Regions from separate parts of the Mus musculus genome. Here region 2 is linked to region 1. A link is a loop called in an ENCODE intact Hi-C map of the cell type or tissue named here. Cell type or tissue: left cerebral cortex. All regions are shown on one strand. Each heading gives the region's core, and the rest is flanking DNA. Links, peaks and the distances in the headings are about the cores only.

Region 1 (12,886 bases), core at 2,584-10,583:
CTGGAATAACAAAAAACCTAGGATAGCAAAAACTCTTCTTAAGGATAAAAGAACCTCTGGTGGAATCACTATGCCTGACCTAAAGCTGTACTACAGAGCAATTGTGACAAAAACTGCATGGTACTGGTATAGCAACAGACAAGTAGACCAATGGAACAGAATTGAAGACCCAGAGATGAACTCACACACCTATGGTCATTTGATCTTTGACAAGGGAACTAAAATCATCCAGTGGAAAAAAGACAGCATTTTCAACAAATGGTGCTGGCACAACTGGCCGTTATCATGTAGAAGAACGCGAATTGATCTATTCCTATCTCCTTATACTAAGGTCAAATCTAAGTAGATTAAGGAACTCCACATAAAACCAGAGACACTGAAACTTATAGAGGAGAAAGTTGGGAAAGCCTCGAAGATATGGGTACAGGGGAAAAGTTCCTTAATAGAACAGCAATGGCTCGTGCAGTAAGATCGAGAATCATTAAATGGGACCTCATAATGTTGCAAAGCTTCTGCAAGGCAAAAGACACCATCAACAAGACAAAAAGACCACCAACAGATTGGGAAAGGATCTTTACCTATCCTAAGTCAGATAGGGGACCTATATCCAATATATATAAAGAACTCAAGAAGGTGGACTCCAGAAAATCAAATAACCCCATTAAAAATGGCGCTCAGAGCTGAACAAAGAATTCTCACCTGACGAATAATGAATGGAAGAGAAGCACCTGAAAAAATGTTCAACATCCTTAATCATTAGGGAAATGCAAATCAAAACAACCCTGAGATTCCACCTCACACCAGTCAGAATGGCTAAGATCAAAAATTTAGTTGACAGCAGATGCTGGTGAGGATGTGGAGAAAGAGGAACACTCCTCCATTGTTGGTGGGATTGCAAGCTTGTACAACCACTCTGGAAATCAGTCTGGCAGTTCCTCAGAAAATTGGACATAGTACTACTGGAGGATCCCGCAATACCTCTTCTGGGCATATATCCAGAATAAGGCCCAACGGGTAAGAAGGACACATGCTCCACTATGTTCATAGCAGCCTTATTTATAATAGCTAGAAGCTGGAAAGGACCCAGATGCCCCTCAACAGAAGAATGGATACAGAAAATGTGGTACATTTACACAATGGAGTACTACTCAACTATTAAAAAAATGAATTTATGAAATTCCTAGGCAAATGGATGGACCTGGAGGGCACCATCCTGAGTGAGGTAACCCTATCACAAAGGAACTCACACAATATGTACTCACTGATAAGTGGATCTTAGCCTAGAAACTTAGGATACTCAAGAGAGAAGATACAATTTGCTAAACGCATGAAGAGACAGTGGAGCTGTGATGAAATGATGGACCTTCTAGAGATTGCCATATCCAGGGATCCATCCCATAATCAGCTTCCAAACGATGACACCATTGCACACACTAGCAAGATTTTGCTGAAAGGACCCAGATAGAGCTCTCTCTTAGGTGCCTAGCAAACACAGAAGTGCATGCTCACAGTCAGGTATTTGATGGATCACAGCGCCCCCAATGGAGGAGCTAGAGAAAGTACCCAAGGAGCTAAAGGGATCTGCAACCCTATATATAGGAAAACAACATTATGAACTAACCAGTACCCTGGAGCTCTTGACTCTAGCTGCATATGTATCAAATGATGGCCTAGTCGGCCATCACTGGAAAGAGAGGCCCATTGGACTTGCAAAGTTTATATGCCCCAGTACAGGGGAATGCCAGGGCCAAAAAGTGGGAGTGTGTGGATAGGGGAGTCGGGGGGGAGGGTATGGGGGACTTTTGGGATAGCATTGGAAATGTAAAGGAGGAAAATACCTAATGAAAATATTAAAAAAAAAAAGAATGTGTTGCTACAATTCCCAGGAGTGAGTCTGATTTTGTTGTACTACTAACTATTTGAATCTTTGCCATGGGAACCGTTTAATGGTGAGTTTATGGAAGAATTTGGTCAGGTAAATCCCAAATTTTCATTTATTGAGAATTACTTAGAACGCCATTTTGATTACAATTTGGAAGTAAAAAATTAGTAAAGTGATTCTAGTGGATATGTCTCATGAATACAGATCCCTGAGTAACAGAGGTAAAGGAGAAAGCTGATAATGGCATTTTCCCAAAGACTGTGGAGAATCATGAATCAGGCACATTGGAGTCTAACCAATAACAATTTAAGAATATTTATTATAATAGATAAGAATGCTTAATGTACACCATAAAGTAAATATAGTGAGTGAAACTATTTTTAACAAATAGTATGGTTAAATGTAAAACAGAAGTTGTTTCTTTTAGTAGTTCCTTCTGCTCTGGTTAAGTGGGAGGTAGAAGGGAACATGGAAATAGAATGACTGACACCTTCTTTAGTCATGAGGAAGTTCCTGTTGTAGAAATTTGCATGTTGGAGTTGCTTCATTTTTTCCTGCTAAATGAAATATAAAATGTCTTTGTTAGACAAACATTTCAAGATTATAAATTCACACCCCCTTCAGATAAGACTGTTTTCTTTTCAGTACATTTACTCAAGTCTATATAAAAAATTACTTGAGTTAACAATATATGTGATATTGAATGGTGTTACCTGTTAAATCAGGTGTGTTTTAGCCTCTTTATGATTCTTCACATATGTGCTGTAGTGAATCCCCTGCAGCATAATATTTCTACCAAATGGCAATAAATATTTGGCAAGATTGTCTCTCAAATGAAATTAAACATCAGTGTTTAAGTACAAGGGTTACAAAGCTTGTTGACACATGGTTTAAATGTTTAGTATGTTTAATGGAGACTTAAATAATCATTTCCCAGTTATCTTTTAAAAAATAATTTCATATGTAAGAAATCCTGTGACTTATGGACCATGGGGAACAAAGATGTGAAATATAACAGCTAATATTCTAAAATTCTTACAGGGGCTAAATAAGGAGTTGCTCTGTCATACATACACATACATGTATATAAGTATGTATATACGTGTATCTGTATGTATACCTGTATATATATATATATTCTACATAATTAAAGTGTTTTTTAAAATAACTTTTCCCATACTCTAATATCACGATATGTCCCAATGCTGCTCTGTATTTACAAATTTATGAAATCCGGGAAGACTATCATCCTTCCATCTGTTTGATGACTAAGTAAAACTTGGAGGAGATGAAATTTTTAATTCTTTAATAGCATTTGAGATTTTCCCACTGTGGCCATCTATGGCTTTGTTCAGAACAGGTGACTTACCAGCAGAATTTAGTGAAGTCTTTATGTCATCTGACCTCTTCTTATTATCATTACAAATGATACGGCCATCATCACCAAATATATCTTCACAGTTGTCAATCATGATTTGTATAATAGACATCTGTAACACCACAATGCAAAAACACGATTCTCTGTCATTTCACACAATTTATGAAATTGAAATAAAAAAGAATGATGAAGAAAATAGCAGTTACGGTGAGCAGATATGAACCTGTGAAATGAAATCTGTAAAATGAACACACTGAGTTCTTTTTAACTTACTTAACCTGGTAAAAATACCATGCATATTGCAAAGAATGGAGGAACTACTAAGTCAAAGTAAGATATCAGAGCTGATATGCTGCCAGAATAGCTGGGAGTGAATCAAATTAATGACCTCAAAAGTTTCTTGAAAACACCATCAGATAACTTATGTAAAAGCTTATAGTCCTCGGCATCACTAAGCCAGCTTATATCTAAACACTTCATACTGAACAAGATTCTATTCCTTGAAAAATTCTAGCAAAATACTGCACATTCCAGTGACTTATCCTGCTGTCTTCCTCCAGAGATGCCCAAGTAGATGATAATAAATGTAAGATATCACGGTTTGAGTTCTGCTGTTCTTTAGGAATTAAAGGTGTGATGGTGGTTGAGGATAGATAACTTTTATTTCAACATTAATAATGTGATTTGGGGGACATTGCCTTGAAATATTTCCTGAGTCTTGATAACACTATTAAGTATGCACAGAAAGGAACAAATGGAATAAACTGATGTTAGTATTTCAAGGTAATAATACCATAAACTTACCAAGAACCTAGTTTAGAGGGAACTGATTCTATCTAAACAGCTTTTCCAGTAACTGATCTTCAAAATTGTAGATAACGCCATTTCTCTGTATTTCTTTCTGATGACACCTTTCTCCCAGTAACATCCCTTTCTGGCAATAGGCAGTCTCTGTACCACTGTTACCTTGAAACGTTTTAATCCCATGATATTTGCTGTGGGCTCCAATCTAGATATCACCAGGGCTGTGAGGGTAAATACTTTTAAATCATCACTCACCTTGTTCTATGGCCTCACTCTTGAGTATGTATAATGTTAATCTCTTGTTTTCCTGTTCCTTTTGTATCTTCCTCAGCTCTCTCCCCATAAATTTGTCCCTGGGTGTTTTGAGGATCCAGAATCTCTTTGTCTATATCTCTAGCTCAGTCTCTCTGCATTTTGTACAAAGATTAGTTGAAATGTATTCTGTAGCTCCTTTGTAAACCATTTTAAATGTTTTAATAAAAAGTAGTCTCTTGAATTGGTGGATTTTTTTGCCATGGTGTGAGGAGGTGGTCACATTTCATTGTGATGGTTTGCATGGGATGCCTGTCTAATTACAGTCATCAGAATATTTGCTACCATCTTTGTGACATCTTTTAGGTCATTTAAATGGCTTGGTTTCCTGGAGGAAGTATGTCATTGGTTAGAATTTAAGGTTTCAGAAGGCAGGTGCCATTTGCATCATACTCTCTCTGCTTCATGTTCGCTGCCTCAGATGATTGCCACCAGGGCTCTGCTTCCTGTTTGGTTCTGCTTTCTTCCTGCTTCCATGTTCCTCGATTTTGAAGGACTGTAATCTTTCTACAGCTCTAAGTCCCAAATAAACTTTTACTTCTATATTAATTGCCTTAGTCCTGGGTTTTATTAAAATAATAGAAAAATGATTAAGAGAAAAAGTTGGTGAGAAGAGGGATCTTAGTTGAGAAAATGTCTGCAGCAGATTGGCCCACTTTGTAGGGAAGTCTATTGGATATTGTCTTGATTAACAATGGAATTTTGTAGGGCCCAGATCTCTAGGAAGGTGCCACCCTTGAACTATTAGTCAGACAAAGTAAGATGTGAGGTAATGTCCAGGAGGCAGCACTCCTACACAGCTTCTGCTTCAGTTCTTGCCTTCAGGTTCCTGCCCTGCTTCAGTTTGGGCCCTGACATTTCTCAGCAGTTAACTGGTAACTAGAAATATATCATGAAGTGTAACCTTTCCTCCATAAGTTGCTTTTCATCAGTGTGTTTTCATAGCAATACTAGCAAATTAAGACACTTTCTAAATTGAACAAGCTATCCCATGGGCCTGTTATTCACAGTCCTACCCCATTATGAGTAACACTACCATGTTTTCTTTCTTGTAGACATTATTTCTGGAAACTAATATTTAAAATATATCCTTAGTTTCTATTTGTTTTTGTTATTTTTTTAATTGTCTATCTTTTCTCCTTTCCAAAATGTATGCTCTTTGTTGACTGTCTGTGAATTTCTCATCATGCAACCCAGTAACACTCATTTTCCAGTCATTCCATATCTACCGTCTTCCCTGGTAACTTTGACTGAAAATTTTAAAAAATGAAAAATTAAGTAAAGTTTTGAATTTAAATGAAACTGAGGGAGGGGTGTGCTGTGAGAATGGGACTTAGAGGAGGTTACTGCAATCTGGATATAATGTAAAGAAAGTAAAGTAAAATATTCATGCATACAGCTTTAAAGTAAAATTAAGAGCTACAGAAAACAAAAGACTGAGGAACATAAGATTCTACCTGAAATAAGGCAAGCACACACTATTCTTTTTTATATATAAGTAGGAGTTTATGAGAAAATGACAGGAAGTGAATATTTCATAATTATAGTAGTCTAACCACTATGAAGCACAACTAAGAAGTGCTCCAAAGTACAGCTACAATAGGAAACAAACATACCAAAAACTACGTAATCAAGATTTTTTTTCAACTTTACTGTAGTCTTCTTGAACTACCATTATTCATGTAGCATACGCTTGGCTAGAATATAAATATCTTAAAAGAAAGAAAGAAAAAAGGAAAGAACAAAAGAATAAGAAAGAAATGACTCACTTCTTTCAAACGACATTATCAATCTCCCTTCCCAATCCTTCCTGAAATAGATCAATGTATCACCCACCCCAGTAGAGTGCAATCCTAGGGTGTCATTTAACATTAGGGACCTATCCGAGTTATTTCCAATTTCTGGATCACAATGAGGACTTGGTTCTCAAAGGGAAAATTTAGATTCCCCTTATTTTTTTTTTGAGAGGTCACTTCCAAATAATGACCTCTGGCAATTCGCTTTCCACAGCACATGACGGGCTATGCAGACAGATAACTTATAGGTGTCTAGGTGATTGCTGGTAGAAGTTTTAATTTTGGATAACACAGTGATGAGCTCTTTGAGCAGCATGTAGTTTGCTTGTGGCATCTTCTTTAGAATACTATACATGGAAAAAGGAGAAATTTACTGTTGATTGTCTGACAAGTAATGTTACTTACAAAACTCTGAATACACCAAAAAATCATGGTAAATGTTTTGCAGACCAGCTCATAGTATAATCAGAATTCAAAAAAAGTAAGAATATACAGCTGAAGTATTCCCTAAAATATTTTCTATAAATCAATTCTCCCTATAAAATTATGGAAAAATTTGTAAAATTCTGAATTTCTATGTATGACACATATAAATGCTATTCAAAGAACCCAGAGAAAACTTTCAGGCTCCCTGGAAATAGAATGAATAGAGCTTTTTCCAAGTCATGTGGGTTTTGTGTATGGAAACATATTGCTTTTAAACAGTGAACCAGGGCATGGTGGTGCAAGCTTTTAATACCAGCACTCTGGAGGCAGAGGCAGGCAGATTTCTGAGTTCGAGGCCAGCCTGGTCTACAAAGTGTGTTCCAGAAAACCAGGGCTATACAGAGGAACCCTGTCTTGAGAAAGAAAGAAAGAAAGAAAGAAAGAAAGAAAGAAAGAAAGAAAGAAAGGAAGGAAGGAAGGAAGGAAGGAAGGAAGGAAGGAAGGAAGGAAGGAAGGAAGGAAGAAAGAACATCAACAAAAAAACAACAACAACAAAAAAACAGTGAACCAACTTTCCAGCCACCATAGGGACACATGTTATATATAATGTATTATGAATCCATGTAAAATGTATATAATTTATTTAACATTTGCATAATTCACAATACCATGGGAATAATATTTGGATGCAATAGCCACAGGATTATACATACATGCTTCCTTTAATTTGTCTAAAACAGGGAATCAAACCAATACTTTAGGATGACCATCACACAACTATGTAGAATAGGCTGTCTTCAAACCATGACAGTTATAATGTAGAAGATTCTCAAGTACCATGGTACCATACGCTTGCTTGAGAAATGCATCTGTTTATAAAGTGACTATACATTCCTAAGCAAAGGAAATGTCTTGGCATGAAACATCATTCCAGTGTATAACCCTGTAAATACAATCCTATGTACCTTCAAAATTAATAGCTTCTACCTTTGTGCAGTTCCCCAAAGATTTTACCTTTGTATAACAGACATTTTTGCAAGAAGAGATTCTTCGTCGAGTATGCTAATCCAATCTTCATATAAGTAGGAGCAGGGCAAGCTTTCTTTTATATTTCTAATACAGTCCTTACAAAAAACCAAGAAAATTAATGGTCAATGTACATTGTAGAAAGTATTTGAGAAATAGCTTTGTTTAAAAATAGCAGTTTAGACAAGTGATTCTCAACTTGTGTGTCACAATACTTTTGGGAATCACTTATCCGGCATTTCAGATATCCTATACATTACACATTACAATTCCTTACAGTAGCAAAATTTTAGTTATAAAATATCACCAAAATGATGTCATAGTTAGGGATGACCACAGCATGATGAACTGTATTAATGTCACAGGACTAGGGAGACTGAAAACTGCCACAGACTGGCCCAGTCAGCCTCTCTCAATCTGTGGCAAATCAGCCTTTCAGACAGATGGGAAAAGAGTTGGTGAGAAAAGGGTGACAAATGGACACAGACTCAAGGGAGTGCTGAATCTGAATGTATTGTTCCAAGCAAACACCAGACTTTTAATACAGAAGAAAAAGAAGAAGACTAAGCAAATACAAACTTCAAGGTACACTGGTTCTTAACACACAACAAAGAAAATATATACATAAAAAGATGGCAGGAGCCAGGCCTTGTTTACAACTGAGAATAGGTTCCTATTCCTAATTAGGATTAGCTAAACACAGGCGCCTGGTGAATGCTCTGATACAATGCTAGTCTCTGTTAAACCCACCACCAGGTGGTTTTAGTAAATACCTGACTATGCTATTCCTCTGGGCCTAGTGAAAAAAACCTGCACCAGGGGAATTCACTTCTATTAAACTTTTCATGCGACAACCCACCTATTTGCTAGGCCATTGTTTATTCACGTGTTTGGGTGTGACTCAGTTTTGTCCTAAGTAATTACTATGCAGCCTAGCCCTGAGCTTTTCTAGCTCTGTTCAAGTAAATTGTAATTCCTAATCATTTTCCCTGTCTCTACTAGAAGTGAATTTGAATGTTAATGAATAGGGAACATTCTTACTGAATTCCAAGCTCAGGGTTGGCTTTAAGGACTGCCTAGGATACTGGAAAACTGGCAAAGGCTTAGCTATATGTCAAAATCAACCCTTAAAGCACTTATAATAAAACAATACTAAAAGAGAACACAGGATTGAATACTCTAGACTAATGTGGGGACAGGTTTGAGTATATGGGCTATGGGGATGCAAAGGTTCCAGGAGGCTGTCTCTGTGAAACTCAGCCTCAGGACGGCTTCCAGGTTTCTAATCCTGTAATGCAAGTCACTACTGGAGTGGATGTAGCATTCTGCCCGTTTCTTTTATTATTTTTTAACTGAAGTTCCAGAATGTTCTGCTTCATTGTAGCTACAATCTCAGAAGAACTCTAAAGATGAGTGGCAACACAATGATTAATAATAAAATAATGCCAAGAATAACAGCAAGCAGGATTATACATTGAACCCAATCCAAGGGATTCAGTGCACTTAGGTTATTTTTAAATCTCTGGCCAATTCATCAATGTTCCAAGTATCCAAATGGCTTCTGCTAATATCTGAAATTACTGCCTTTCTAGCCTTAATATTTTCTATATCCTGACCTATTGCTAAAACTACCTCTTCTAAAGCATTAACCTTCACCTCCAGTTTTTTTTTTCTATAATATGCAGCTCTGACAAAGCTATGGAAAATTTACTATGTATATCAGTAATAAAATGAGCAGTATGGAACTGCTGAACTAAGGCTGTGGTAGATATTGTAAAAGAAGTTAAAATTGCAATTAAAGCAGCAATTCCTAAAATCAGAGCTGTAACAGATCTTTTTGGTCTTATAAGCTCATTTAACCTTTTCAAAGTTTGTACTCCTGAATTTTTAAACCAAGGATCATACCCTAAGTCTATAGGCAGCAAAACATAAGCAGGTCTCTTTAACAAAATCATACTGGCAGAATCCTTATCTAAGTCAGGATCTACACAATTAGTTAATTGATAAGAATTACGACAAAAATGAAAAGACTTGCCAAGATTGGTGATCTTAACTCTATCAAAATTACCCAATAACATAGCATACAATTAAGGCACACATGCTTTCACCACTAAAGGGGAGTTGGCCTGAGCTTTGGGTTTCTCTTTAAAAAAAAAAATCAAATGAGCCTTAGCAAAGTCTACATTCAGATTCAGCACTCCCTTGTATCTCTGATCATTTGTCACCCATTACTCACCGAATCCATGTTCACCTGCTGGAACCCCTAATTTCCACAGATTGAGAGAGGCCAACTGGGCTGGTGAGTGGCAGAAAACCACTGGTTGAGACCCTGGTTCCTTATGAGATTCCCAACATGTCACCAACAAGAATCATGGATCAAAAGTGGAAACTACAGGCAGGAGCTCATGTGTTTTTAAGACTAGAATCAAAGAAGCAGATCTGGCTCTAGTATTCACTGAAATAACCCTACTGTCTGTTCTAATTGCCTTTCCTGGCTTTCAGTCTACACTACTACCTGCAATCAGAGGGATCTGCACTCCACTTCACTGCCTGAAGCTCTGTCTGTCTCAAAGGAGGCCAGCTCTTTTGTGGGACATCCAGACAGGGACCTATCAAAAGTGCTCTCTCAGAGTATTCACCTAGCAGCTGCCTAAAACAGATAAAGAGACACACCACCAAACATTGGATGGATCTCAGGGACTCTTATGGAAGAGTTGGGAAGAGGATTCAGGTCCCTGAAGATGAGGACTCCACAGAAAGAACAGCAGAGTCAACTAACATGGCCCACTGGGAGCTATCAAGGGCTGACCGCCAACCAAAACGCATACAGAATCTGCATCAAGACCCACAGCACATTTGTAGCAAATGTGTAGCTCAGTCTCTATGTGGGTCTACCAAAATGTAGAGCAGAGACTATGGCTAAAGCTGTTTACTGTCTGTGGAAACCCTTCACCAACTGGCCTCAGTAAGAGAAAATGAGCTAATCTTGAAGAGAGTTGATTTGCCAGGGCGTGAGGACAACCCGGGGGCCCTAACCACCTTAGAGAAGGAAGGAGATACTTTGAAGGGTAAAGAGGTAGGGGGCAGGATTTAGGATGTAAAATGACTACATCAATCAATAAATAAATCATTTGAAAGAAAAAATAAACAATAACTAAAAAGAAAACAACAAAACAAAACAAACAAACAAACAAAAAAGAAAAAACAAAGTGCTCTTCTTGAAAATAATTAACCACTAAAAAATGGTAAGGTCAAAAATATACCTTATTCAGATTATATAATTTGGCGAATCTGTACCTTCAGTTCACCGAGTTAAGTTGTAATATACATGTACACCTCTATGTATAGGACAACCTGGAGTGGTGAACTTTCATATTGAGCACCCTGTTTTACATGTGAGATGGCCTCACTGTTTCACATCCATTCTTTCAAATGTGAAAATACGCAACGATTTAAACTAATTGTACACAGCAGATTGTTTGGGGACAGAAAAGTGTCTTTGTTCATGAAATACCACTATTAACTTTCATGTTGTGCCAAGGACAAAAAAAAAATCAGGAAAATGGAAGATTCCCATGTGTTCCTATACCTTGAAATTTCTGAGAATACACATGACTACCTTCAGTTACTGATCTTCACTTTCTTCTCCATGATGTGGCCCTAGGATTCTGGTAATGGGAACCAGACACACTTGGCCAGCTAGGGCCAAGGATGGATCAGTTGGTCCCTTTGCCTAATGCTATTCAGCTTGCCTACTCACAGAGCATTATCTTATCTCTTATGTCTGGGGCCAAAATTCCATAGTCTACTGAGTGGCAAACTCAGATCATGGCCAAAATAAAAATAAAACAATGATGTGTGCGCCAGAGTTATTGCTTCTTCCTGTTAGGTTAAGCATAGTAGACTATTTAGAAGTAGGTTAGGCTAATACTATCATTATTTGACATGGAGTTAGGATGACAATATCTGGCAAAAATACAAGTGCTTTTTTGGTAGAGAAGGAAAGCAATTTCATGTATCTACTGGACAGAAGGCAACATACAAATCTCTCATAACTTCTTATATGTCTGTGGTGGACTAGCTCTTTTGTACTATTGTATTTATGAGGTTTTTGGTTGTTTTGTTTTGTTTTGTTTGTAAATATGATTCAAAACGTGTATCTTGGAAAAAACACTTTTACCACAATTATTACTTGTTCTGCTATTAATTCACATCATATAATTATAAAGGTGTAATCAGTGGGAATATTTGTAATGACAAAACAAAGGCCATCTTATATATGAGGAAGTTATTCACAGAAGGTGTTCACGTGTGTCTTTGTAATGAATCACTTAGCTTGTCAGACTTTTACCTACCATGCCTCTAATCCAGAGGTCGTGTGTCCATAGTTCAAGGAAAATGTAATCATCAGGAAATCCCAGAGACAGAAAGCACATATGCATCTCTAGAGGGATGCTGAATGTTGGTGATGCCAAAACTTTCCTTACGTTACAAACAGAAGCTAATATTAGCACAGATTCTTCATTCCAGTTAATCAGCTGTTCAGTGTAAATCTTATCCCTCAGGGACCAATGTGATTCTCTCGAGAAGATTTGGAACATTAGATCTGAATTTTGTCCCTTTTCTGCAATCATGGATAACATATCCTGTGTAGGATAAGGGCATCATCTATTATTGCAGATTGGAAAGCCCATATGTGTCTTTTAAGGTATACCAGAGCCATGGCAATTATTAATGTAAAGCTACAACTGAAAGGGATGAAGAATACATTGAACTTTTTCCCTTTTTAGCTTCGAAATATATTTTCTTCCCTAATCAGTCTTTCCCAATTTGAAACAACAAGGTTTTATTGGAATAGGATAATCCTCAAGATTTAATTAATCTTCTGTCACCATGTCTATTCATTTTGGTGAATTATCCTCTCTTACTTCTTTTTCTTCTATGAATATCTTTCTCAAGCATGTCATTCTAAATTACTATTGGGATATTTCTCTTTCAGAGATCAAATCACTATTTTACCTACTGTATGTCATGGGATCTATTGTGCATCCTGGTATTTGTGTTTTTAAGAAAGCTTTCTTTTTCCACTGTAATGCTGAGACTTTAATTTCCTTTATCTCTTACTTCTAATTTTCCATTCTCTTTATCTAAAGACGCTGTCACATTAGAGTACTGAAGAAAATTTCAATCGGTCTTCTCGGGTTTCTCTCTGTAAAAATCATGGCCACACCCATATTTTCTCCACATTTGCTCACTTTTCAG
Region 2 (12,886 bases), core at 2,131-10,130, 260 kb after region 1:
AAACTCTGGAGCACAGATCATTGTTTTATTTTTTATGTGGGCCATGATCTGAGTTTGCCACTCAGTAGACTGTGGAGCTTTGGCCCCTACATAAGAGAAAATATAATGCTCTGAGAGTAGGCAAGCTGAATAGCATTAGGCAAAGGGATTGACTGATCCATCCTTGGCCCTCCAGCTGGCCAAGTGTGTCTGGCTCGCATTGCCAGAAAACTAGGGCCACATCATGGGGAAGAAAGTGATGATCAGTAACTGAAGGTGGTCATGTATATTCACAGCAATTTCAAGGTATAGGAACAAATGGGAATCTTGCATTTTCCTTATGTTTTTTTCCCTTGGCACAACATGAAAGTTAATAGTGGTATTTCATGAACAAAGACAATTATATATCCTCAAACAATCTGCTGCGTACAATTAGTTTAAATAGTTGAGTATTTTCACATTTAAAGAATGGATGTGAAACAGTGAGGCCATCTCACATGTAAAACAGGGTGCGCAATATGAAAGTTCACCACTCCAGGTTGACCTGTACATAGAGGTGTACATGTATATTACAACTTAACTCAGTGAACTAAAGGTACAGATTCACCTAATTATATAATCAGAATGAAGTATTTTTTGACCATAACAAGAGTGAGTTAATATACTATCCTAATAATGAGGATTCTCCAGACAAGATAAAATTTAACAAGGCCTAGAGAATTTCGGTGTCAGTGACACTACATTATTCTTGAAGCCTGGCAAGAGTTAATAACCCCCTGGTGCTATTAACACTAAAGTGTGAAACACTTGCCTGGCACAAAGCTGATCCCAGGCGGGGGATGTTACTTTCTAGTGTAAACATTTATCTGATTCCTGCAAGTTCCCTTTGAAGTCACTCCTCTTGCATCTGTGCTAATCTCTAGTGTTAAACATTTATCTGGTTCCTTTTGAAGTCACTCCTCTTGCACCTGGAAAACTTCAATGTGCCTTATTCTGTTATGATTTGCAATTTACTCTGTATTATAAAAAGTCTGAGGCTCGACCAGAACATTACATTCAGATTCAACACCTCTCTTGTGTGTTTGTCTGTTTGTCAACTCCTAAGCTTTGCCCATCTGCTCGAGAGAGCCCATTCCATGCAGACACAGGTGCCCAGAGGGTCTGCGGCAGTAAACAAGGCCTGGCTCCCGCCATCTTTTTATATATACATTTTCTTTGTTTTGTGTTAAGAACCAGTGTACCTTGAAGGTTGTATTTGCCTAGCCTTCTTGTTTTTCTTCTGTATTAAAAGCCTGGTGTTTGCTTGGACAAAATACATTCAGATTCAACATTCCCTTGTGTCTGTGTCTGTTTGTCACCCTTTTCTGATCAACTCTTTCCCCATCTGTCTGAAATCCTGATTTGCCACGGATTGAGAGAGGCTGACTGGTACAGTCTGTGGCAGGTTTTAGTCTTCCTAGTCCTGTGACATTAATACAGTTCATCATGCTGTGGTCATCCCTAACTATGACATAATTTTGGTGTTTATTCATCACTAAAATTTTGCTACTGTTCGTAATTGTAATGTGTAATGTATGGGATATCCGAAATGCAGGATAAGTGATCCCCAAAAGTATTGTGACACACAAGTTGAGAATCACTGGTCTAAACTGCTATTTTTTTAACAAAGCTTTCTCAAATACTTTCTACAATGTACATTGACCATTAATTTTCTTGTTTTTTTTTTTAAAGGACTGTATTAGAAATATAAAAGGACACTTGTTTGTTCGAACTTATATGAAGATTGGATTAGCTTGCTTGATGAAGAATGTCTTCTCGCAAAAATGTGTGTTGTACAAAGGTAAAAACTTTCGGGAACTGAACAAAGGTAGAAGCAATGCATTTTGAAGGTACTTAGGCTTGTATTTACAGAGTTATGGACTGGAATGATGTTTCATGTCAAGACGTTTCCTTTGCTTAGACATGTATAGTCACTTTATAAACAGGTGCATTTCTCAAGCAAGCGTACTGTGCCATCCCACCACTTGAGAGTCTTCTACATTATAACTGTCATGGTGTGAAGACAGCCTATTGCATACAGTTGTGTGTAGGACACCCTAAAGTATTGGTTTGAGTCCCTGTTTTAGACAAATTAAAGTAAGCATGTATGAAGAATCCTGTGGGTATTGCATACAAATATTTTTCCCATAGTTTTGTGAATTATGCAGATGTTAAATAAATTATAATCATTTTACACGGTTTCATACTACATTATATATTACATGTGTCCCTATGGTGGCTGGAAAGTTGGTTCACTGTATTTGTTGTTGTTGTCTTTCTCTCTCTCTCTCTCTCTCTCTCTCTCTCTCTCTCTCTCTCTCTCTCTCTTTCTTTCTTTCTTTCTTCCTTGAGACAGAGTTCCTCTGTATAGTCCTGGCTGTCCTGGAACTCACTTTGTAGACCAGGCTGGCCTCAAACTCAGAAATCTGCCTGCCTCTTCCTCCTGAGTGCTGGTGGCCTGTGCACCATCATTCCCTGATTCACTATTTAACAGCAATATGTTTCCATACACAAAACCCACAACCTAAAAAAACCTCCATTCATTCTATTTCCAGGGAGCCTGAAAGTTTTCTCTGGGTTCTTTGAATAGCATTTATTTGTATAATACACAGAAATTCATAATTTGACAACATTTTCCATAATTGTATAGGGAGAATTGATTTGCAGAAAATATTTTAGGGAATACTGTAGCTGTATATTCTTACTTCTTTTGAATTCTGATTATACTATGAGTTGGTCTACAAAACATTTACCCTGATTTTTCTGTGTATTCAAAGTTTTGTAAGCAACATTACTTGTCAGACAATCAACAATAGAATTCTCCTTTTTCCATGTATAATATTCTAATGAAGATGCCACAAGCAAACTACCTGCTGCTCAAAGAGCTCATCTTTGTGTTATCAAAAATTAAAATTTCTACCAGCAATCACCTAGAGACCTACAAGTTATCTGTCCACATGGCCCCTCATGTGCTGTGGAAACCGACTTGCCAGAACTCATTATTTGGAAGTGACCTCTCAAAAAAAGTAAGGGGATCTAAATTTTCCCTTTGAGAACAAAGTCCTCATTGTGATCCAGAAATTGGAAATAACTCGGATAGGTCCCTAATGTTAAAGGACACCCTAGGACTGCACTCTACTAGGATGGGTGATACATTGATATATTTCAGGAAGGATTGAGGAGGGAGATTTATAATGTTATTTTAAAAAGTGAGTCCTTTCTTTGTTATTCTTTTGTTCTTTCCCTTTTTCCTTTCTTTCTATTAAGATATTTATTTTAGATATTTATATTCTATCCAAGAGTATGCTGCATGAATAATGGTAGTCCAAGAAGACTACAGTGAGGTTGAAAAAAATCTCGATTACCTAGTTTTTGCTGTGTTTGTTTCCTATTGTATCTGTACTTTGGAGCACTGGTTGGTTGTGCTTCATAGTGGTTAGACTATTATAATTATGAAATATTCACCCCAACTGTACTGCTGGTCATATAAAAGCACAATGCATATAATTATATATGTATATTTGTATACATATATACATATATACACACAGATACATATGTATACACTATATGTGATATAATGAATAATAAAAATGTAGTATGTTATATATTATACTTCCCGTTATTTTCTCATTAACTACTACTTACATAAAAAAAGAATAGTGTGTGCTTGCCTTATTTCAGGTACAGTCTTATGTTCTTCAGTCTTTTGTTTTCTGTAGCTCTTAGTTTTACTCTAACGCTGTATGCATGAATATTTTTCTTTACTTTCTTTACATTATATCCAGATTGCAGTAACCTCCTCTAAGTCCCATTCTCACAGCACACTCCTCCCTCAGTTTCATTTAAATTCAAAACTTTACTTAATTTTTCATTTTTTAAAATTTTCAGTGTAATTTAAAGACGGGAGTAGATATGGAAAGACTGGAAAATGAGTGTTACTGGGTTGCATGATGAGAAATTCACAGAAAGTCAAAAAAGAACATACATTTTGGAAAGGAGAAAAGATAGACAATAAAAAATATCAAAAAGAAATAGAAACTAAGGATATATTTTAAATATTATTTTCCAGAAATAATGTCTATAAGAAAGAAAACATTGTAGTGTTACTCATAATGAGGTATGATTGTTAATAATAAGGCCATGGAATAGCTTGTTCAATTCAGAAAGTGTCTTAATTTGCTAGTATTGCTATGAAAACACACTGATGAAAAGCAACTTATGGAGGACAGGTTACATACACTTCATGATATCCTTCTAGTTACCAGTTAACTACTGAGAAATGTCAGGGCCCAAACTGAAGCAGGGCAGGAACCTGAAGGCAAGAACTGAAGCAGAAGCTGTGTAGGAGTGCTGCCTCCTGTCCGGCACCTCACATCTTACTTTGTCTGACTTATAGTTCAAGGGTGGCAACTTCCTGGAGATCTGGGCCCTACAAAATTCCATTGTTAATCAAGGTAATATCCAACAGACTTCCCTACAAAGTGGGCCAATCTGCTGCAGACATTTTCTCAACTAAGACCCCCATTCTCACCAACTTTTTCTCTTGTTTAAATAAAACCCAGGACTAAGGCAATTAATATAGAAGTAAAAGTTTATTTGGGACTCAGAGCTATAGAAAGATTATAGTCCTTCAAAATCATGACAGAGGAACATGGAAGCAGGAAGAAAGGAGAACCAAACAGGAAGTAGAGCCCTGGTGGCTCTCATCTGAGGCAGCGAACATGAAGCACAGAGAGTATAATGCAAATGGCACCTGCCTTTTGTAACCTTAAATTCTAACCAATGACATACTTTGTCCAGGAAACCAAGTCATTTAAAAGACCTAAAGTTGTCACAAAGATGGTATCATATATTGAGATGCCTGTAATTACACAGGCATCCCATGCAAACAATCACAATGAAAAGTGACCGCCTCCTCACACCATAGCAAAAGATCTACCAATTCAAGAGACTATTTTTTATTAAAACATTTTAAATGGTTTACAAAGGAGCCACAGAATACATTTCAACTAATCTTTGTACAAAATGCAGAGAGACTGAGCTAGAGATATAGATAAAGAGATACTGGATCCCCAAAACACCCAGGGACAAATTTAGGGGGAGAGAGCTGAGGAAGATACAAAAGGAACAGGAAAACAAGAGATTAACATTATACATACTCAAGAGTGAAGCCAGAGAACAAGGTGAGTGATGACTTAAAAGTATTTACCCTCACAGCCCTGGTGATAACTAGATTGGAACCCACAGCAAATATCATGGGATTAAAACATTTCAAGGTAACAGTGATACAGAGACTGCCTATTGCCAGTACTAAGAAAGATAAACTGATGTTAGCACCAGATTGGAGCACTGCTCCTCTGGCCAGGGTTGAGACTTGGGAGAGTGATGTAGGCCCTAGGGCAGCTGCCTTTGGCTTCCTCAGATCATTATCAACATAGTCTGACTTTGTCCCTAGTCTTTAGCTAGGAAAGGGATGTTAGGGCGTTACTAGAGAAAGGTGTCATCAGAGAGAAATACAGAGAAATGCCGTTATCTACAATTCTGAAGAGCAGTTACTGAAAAAGCTGGTTAGATAGAATCAGTTCCCTCTAAACTAGGTTCTTGGTAAGTTTATGGTATTGTTACCTTGAAATACTAACATCAGTTTATTCCATTTGGTCCGTTCTGTGCATACTTAATAGTGTTATCAAGACTCAGGAAATATTTCAAGGGAATGTCCCCAAATCACATGTTATTAATGTTGAAATAAAAGTTATTTATCCTCAACCACCATCACACCTTTTATTCCTAAAGAACAGCAGAACTCAAACCGTGTCATCTTACATTTATCATCATCTACTTGGGCATCTCTGGAGGAAGACAGCAGGATAAGTCACTGGAATGCGCAGTATTTTGCTAGAATTTTTCAAGGAATAGAATCTTGTTCATTATGAAGTGATTAGATATAAGCTGGCTTAGTGATGCCGAGGACTATGAGCCTTTCCATAAGTTATCTGATGGTGTTTTCAAGAAACTTTTGAGGTCATTAATTTGATTCATTCACAGCTATTCTGGCAGCATATCAGCTCTGATATCTTACTTTGCCTTAGTAGTTCCTCCATACTTTGCAATATGCATGACATTTTTACCAGGTTAAATAGGTTGCATAGAACTCAGTGTGTCCATTTCACAGATTTCATTTCACAGGTTCATATCTGCTCACCGTAACTGCTATTTTCCTCATCATTCTTATTGATTTCAATTTCATAAACTGTGTGAAATGACAGAGAATCGTGTTTTTGCATTGTGTTGTTACAGATGTCTATTATACAAATCATGATTGACAACTGTGAAGATATATTTGGTGACTATGACCATATCATTTATACTGATAATCAGAAGAGTTCAGATGACATAAAGACTTCACTAAATTCTGCTGGTAAGTCACCTGTTCTGAATAAAGCCATAGATGGCCACAGTGGGAAAACCTCAAATGCTATTGAAGAATGAAAGTTTTCATTAGCTCCAAGTTTTACTTAGTCATCAAACAAATGGAAGGATGATATCCGTCCCTGATTTCATAAATTTGTAAATATCAGAGCAGCATAGGGACATATCATGACATCAGAGTATGGGAAAAGTTATTTTTAAAAAACACTTTAATTATTTGGATATATGTATATATGCATAGGTATAAATACAGATACACATATATACATACTTACATACATGTATGTATGACAGAGGAACTCCTTATTTAGCCCCTGTAAGAATTTTAGAATATTAGGTGTTATATTTCACACCTTTTTCCCCCATGGTCCATAAGTCACACAGGATTTCTTGCATATGAAATTATTTTTTAAAAGATAACTGGGAAATAATTATATAAGACTCCATTAAACATACTAAACATTTAAACCATGTGTCAACAAGCTTTGTAACCCTTGTACATAAACACTGATGTTTAATTTCATTTGAGAGACAATCTTGCCAAATATTTATTACCATTTGGTAGAAATATTAAGTTGCACGGGATCCACTACAGCACATATGTGAAAAATCATAAAGAGGCTAAAACACACCTGATTTAACAGGTAACACCATTCAATATCAGATATATTGTTAACTCATGTAATTTTTTTTATATAGAGTTGAGAAAATGTAATAAAAAACATATTCTTATGTGAAGGGGGTGTGAATTTATCATCTTGAAATGCTTGTCTAACAAAGACATTTTTATGTTTCATTTAGCAGGAGATAATGAAACGACTCCAACATACAAGTTTCTACAACAGAAACTTCCTCATGACTATAGAAGATGTCGTCATTCTATTTCCATGTTCCTTTATACCTCCCACTTAACCAGAACAGAAGGGACTACTAAAATAAACAACTTCAGTTTTACATTTAACAATACTATTTGTTAAAAATAGTTTCACTCACTATATTTACTTTATGGCGTGTATTAAAAATTCTTATCTATCATAATAAATATTCTTAAATTATGTTATTGGATAGACTCCAATGTGCCTGATTCATGATTCTCCATAGTCTTTGGAAAAATGCCATTTTCAGTTTTCTCCTCCTCCTTCGTTACTCAGGGACCTGTATTCATGAGACATATCCACTAGAATCACTTTACTAATTTTTTACTTCCAAACTGTAATCAAAATGGCGTTCTAAGTAATTATCAATAAATGAAAATTTGGAATTTATCTGACCAAGTTCTTCCATATTCTTACCATTAAACAGTTCCCACAGCAAAAATTCAACTAGTTAGAATCAGACTCACTCACGGGCATTGTAGCAACACTTTCTTTATAAAGAAATTTATAATCCTATTTCTGTGAAAGGTACTCTAGAAAATTATTTACATTAGGAAAAAATAGCACATTATTTGATGGTTCAGGGTACCATCACACAGCAGTTCAGATGTGAGGAGGTTGTAGGTAGTGAAGTCGTTCCCTTAGTTGAGAAGCACAGGACAACGAATGCTCAGATATAGTGACATTCTCCTTTTTATACATTTCAGGAAAATGAAAAGAATAGTATAACCCAGTTATAGTGTCAGTTTGCCCACATCAGTTACTTAAGCATAGATAGACTGTAATGATATTAAATATACTCCCAGAGTCACTCAAAGGATCCTTTGTCATAAATATTTCTAAATAAAATTTGATTAACGATCAACATTAATCATCACACATAAGAAAATTAGAGGTAAATCACATTTATTTAAATAGATATTATCTTTGTTTACATTCCAAATGTCATTCCATTTCTGGGTTTCCCCTCCAAAAGTTCCCTATCCCCTTCTCCTTCCCTCTCCTCACCAACCAACCAACTCCCACTTCCTGGCCCTGGCATTACCCTATTCTGGGGCATAGAGGCGTCGTAGGACCAAGGTCCTCAAGTGACGGTAGATGCTGGCAAGTATATGGAGAAAAAGGAACACTCTTCCACTACAAGTGGAATGGTACAACCATTCTGGAAATCAGTTTGGCAGTTCCTCAAAAAATTGGACATAGTTCTACTAGAAGATCCAGCAATACCTCTCCTGGGCATATACCCAGAAGATGTTCCTACATGTAATAAGGACACATGTTCCACTATGTTAAGAGCAACCTTATTTAAAATAGCCAGAAACTGGAAACAACCCAGATTTCCCTCAACAGAGGAATGGATACAGAAAACGGGGTACATTTACGCAATGGAGTACTACTCAGCTATTAAAAACAATGAGCTTATGAAATTCTTAGACAAATGGATGTATCTGGAGAATATCTTGAGTGAGGTAACCCAATCACAAAAGAACACACATGATATGCACTCACTGATAAGTGTATTTGCCCAGAAGCTCAGAATCCTTCTTAGGAATGGAAAAAATACTCATGGACGGAGTTACAGAGACAAATTTCAGAGCAGAGACTGAAGGAAAGACCATCAGAGTGCCCCACTTGGGGATCCATCTCATAAACAACCACCAAACCTAGACACTTTGGCAGATGCCAACAACAGCCTGCTGACAGGAGCCTGATATATCTGTCTCCTGAGGGCCTTTGTCAGTGCCTGGCAAATATAGAAGTGGATGCTCTTAATCATCCATAGGAGGGAGCACAAGGTCACCAGTGAAGGAGCTAGAGAAAGTACCCTAGGAGCTGAAGGGGTCTGAAGCCACAAAGGAGTAACATCAATATGAACTAAACAGCAACACCAGACCTCCTTTGAACTAAACCACAAATCAGAGAAAACACATGGCAGGACATGTGGCTCTAGATGTATATGAAGTTGAGGGTGGCCTAATTGGCTATCAATGGGAGAAGAAGCCCTAGGTCCTGTGACAGTTCTATGCCCAGTATTGGGGAATTCCAGGACTGGGAAAGGGAGTGGGTGGGTTGGGAGCAGGGGAAGTGGGGAGGGAATAAGGGATTTTCGTAGGGGAAATTAGAAAAGAGGTAATATTTGAAATGTAAATAAAGAAAACACCTAATAAAAAGAAGAAAAAAGAAAAAAAAAGATGTCATTAGAATGTTGGCAATAATTTTTATGTCATAATAATTTATTTTTTGGTGTTATATACTTTGTAATTTTAAATTAAATATACATAAAACATTATTCAAAACAATTCACCGGGTACACTTAATATCAGTCTTTTAATTGATTTGTTTGCAGATAATAAATACATATCTGTAAATCTTAAAAAAAACTCAAAAGAAAAATCAATGGCCCTCCTTTATGCAAATGAAAGATGGACAGGGAAAGTAGTTAGTGAGTCAACATGCTTTGCAACAGTCACAAAATGTTAAAAATTATGTTGTTGTATCTTTAATCAAGCAAGTAAAAGACATATTACAAGAACCTCAAGGCTCTGAAGAAAATGTTGAAGATGATATGAGAAGATGGGTACGATTAACATAGTGAAAATGGCCATCTTACCAAAACAATCTACAGATTCAATGCAATTTGCATCAAAATTCTGACAATTTTTACAGAACTTGAAAGAATAATTATCACCTTCATATTGAAAAACAAAAACAAAAAAGTTCTCAGTACAGCTAAGGCAATCCTGTACAATGAAAGAAATCCTGTATGTATCACCATCCCTGACCTCAAGCTGAACTACAGAGCAATAATAATAATAACTGCATGGTATTGGTATTGTAACAAACAACTTGATGAGTTGAATTAAACTGAAGATCAAGAAATAAACATACACACTTACAGTGACTTGATTTTTGATAAATCAAATCGATACAATGAAAATCAGCATCTTCAACTAATGGTGCTGATCTAACTGAATCTATGCATGCAAAATAATGCAGATAGAATCACATGTATCACCCTGCACAAAACTCAAGTCCAAGTGAATAAAAGACCCCAATGTAAAGCCAGATACATTACATCTAAGAGAACATAAAGTGGGAAATAGCCTTCAACTCTTTGTTACAGGAGACAATGTCCTGAACTGAACACCAATGGCTCAGGCACTAAGATCAATAATTAATAAAAAGGCAATCCATGAAACAGAAAAGCTTCTGTAAGGCAAAGGACACTGTCAGTAAGACAAAATGAGAGCCAACAGACTGGGAAAAGATGTTCAGCAACCCTATATCAGACCAAAGACCAGTATCCAAAACATGTAAAGAACTCAAGAAGTTAAATAACAAACCAAAATAAGCCAATTAAAAATGGGGTATAGGCTAAACAGAGAATTCTCAATGGAGGACTCTTTCATGACCTAGAAACACTGAAAGAAATATTCATTGTCTTTTAGTCATCACCAAAATGCAAATCAAAGTGATTGAGATTCCATCTCACATCCATCAGAATAGCTGAGATCAAAAACAGTACATACTGATAAGGATGTGGAAGAAGGGAACATTCCTCCATTTGCTATTGTGAGGGCAAGCATGTACAAGCAATGTGGACATCAATTTGATGATTTCTCAAGAAATTGGGAACAATTCTACCTCAAGACTCAGCTATAATGTTATTGGGCAAATACACAAAGGATGCTCTACTATCCCACAAGAAGACCTGCCCACCTATTTTTTTAATTGGATATTTTATTTATTTACATTTCAGATATTATCCCCTTTCCTGGGTTTCCCCTCTGCAAACTCCTATCCCATCCCCCCTTTACCCTGCTTCAATGAGGGTGCTTCCCCACCTACCTGCCCACTCCCACCTCACTGCCTTAGCATTCCTCTACACTGAGGAATCAAGGCTTCACAGGATGAAGGGCCTTCCTTCCCATTGAAGCCAGATAAGGTCCCTCACAGCTCCTCCAGTCCTTCCCCTATCTTCATCATTGGGGTTCCTGTGCTCAGTGCCATGGTAGGCTGCAAGTATCTGCATCTATATTGGTCAGGATCTGGCAGAGCCTCTTAGGGGACAGCTGTAGCAGGCCCCTCTCAGCACTATTTTCATAGTAGCTTTAATCATAATAGCCAGAAACTGGAAACAACCTAAATGTACCTCAACTGAAGAGTGGATAAAGAAAATGGCATTTATACAACGGAATATAACTGACCTGTTAAAAACAAGGACATCATGAATTTTGCATTCAAGTGAATGGGAACTACAAAAATATCATTCTGAGTGAGGTAACGTAGACCCAAAATGGATATGCATAGAATGTACTCTCTTCTAAGTCTAAATTAATCATAGTCTGCAAAGATAACCACACTACAATCCATTGACAGAGAGGAGCCAAATAACATGGAATGCCCAAGGGAAGATATTGAATCTTTCTCAGAAGGTGAAATAAAATAGAAACTGAAGGTTGGTGGAGGGAGAGAACTGGGTAGGAGGAGGGATGGGAAGGGGAATGGGGTGAGGGGATGGAGTTTAAGGAGAGCAGGTAAAAGAGAAAGGAGACTGTAAGTAGGCAGGGGTGACAATGTCTAGGACATGCCAGAGAACTGCAATTGGTGGTATGAGAGGTGAGGCCCCTGAGTGGCTACGGGGGTGACTCCAGCTAAAACTTTTGTCAGTGAAGAATATGATGCTGAAGTGGCTACTTCCTGTAGCCAGGCTGGACTCCCAGTAGAGATAAGGATAGCACCCCACCCACAAACCCTTAGAATCAAAATGTGTTCTTCCTAGAAGATGTGTAAGGACAAGGGTAGAGCAAGTCAGAAGGAATGGCAATGACTGGCTCAAATTGAGACCCATCCCATGTGAAAGAACCAAACCTTGACACAATTAATCATTGTCCATTACACTTGCAGACAGGGGCCTAGCATAACTGTCCTCTGAGAGGCTCTACCAGCAGCCCATAAGAAGAGATGCAGAGATCCCCAGCCAAACATTAGATGGAGTTAGAGGAGTCTTATGGAAAAGTTGGGAAAGGATAAAGGACCCAAAGAGGACAGAGACTTCACAGGAAGTCTAACAAAGTCAACTAACCTGTATTCTTGGGGATTCTCAGAGACTGAACCACTAACTCAATAGCTAGAATGGGCTAGATAGAGGTCCCCACATATATATAGCAGAGGTGAAGCTTGGTCTTCATGACGGTCCCCCAAAAATTAGACCTGGAACTATTCATTAATCTGTTCCCTGCCTTATGTTCCAGTTCCCCGGACTTGGCAACTTGTCTGGCCTCTTTGAGAGAGGATGTGCCTAATTCTATAGTGATTTGAGATATATAGTGGGGGTGATACCCAGGCAGGGGTTCCCCCTTCTCAGAGAAGGGGAGTGAGGAATGGGGAAAGGATCTATTTGAGAGGGTCCTGGTTGGAGTGGTGGAGGATATTGGGAGGTAAGTGAATAAATAATGTGATAATTAAAATTATTTTACTTTTAACTTTCATAAAATAATTAATAAACCAATTTTTACAGACCTCAGTATTATCTTCATTCATTCTGCTCTTTGTTCCCA

What was found. Hi-C counts contacts between places; a loop is a spot of excess contacts. Peaks named below come from ENCODE experiments on the same cell type or tissue, not always from the same donor. Only the 100,000 strongest peaks of a DNase experiment are listed, where the experiment ranks them.
Region 2: a loop joins it to region 1, with 6 times the contacts of the local background. A loop is called at or near these places in 4 of 42 quality-filtered maps.

Annotation. Positions count from the first base shown.
Region 1 is chr3:49,356,656-49,369,541 of GRCm38, reverse strand. It overlaps Gm20557 (a long non-coding RNA gene), which reads right to left. Exons shown (of 10, transcript XR_001783788.1): 9 at 7,613-7,722; 10 at 3,258-3,372. Among named protein-coding and RNA genes, the nearest start is that of Gm20557, 19 kb to the right of the region's middle. In left cerebral cortex, for the core only: no CTCF peak of the experiment used is centred there; no DNase peak of the experiment used is centred there.
Region 2 is chr3:49,096,688-49,109,573 of GRCm38, reverse strand. No RefSeq gene overlaps it. Among named protein-coding and RNA genes, the nearest start is that of Gm31415, 41 kb to the right of the region's middle. In left cerebral cortex, for the core only: no CTCF peak of the experiment used is centred there; no DNase peak of the experiment used is centred there.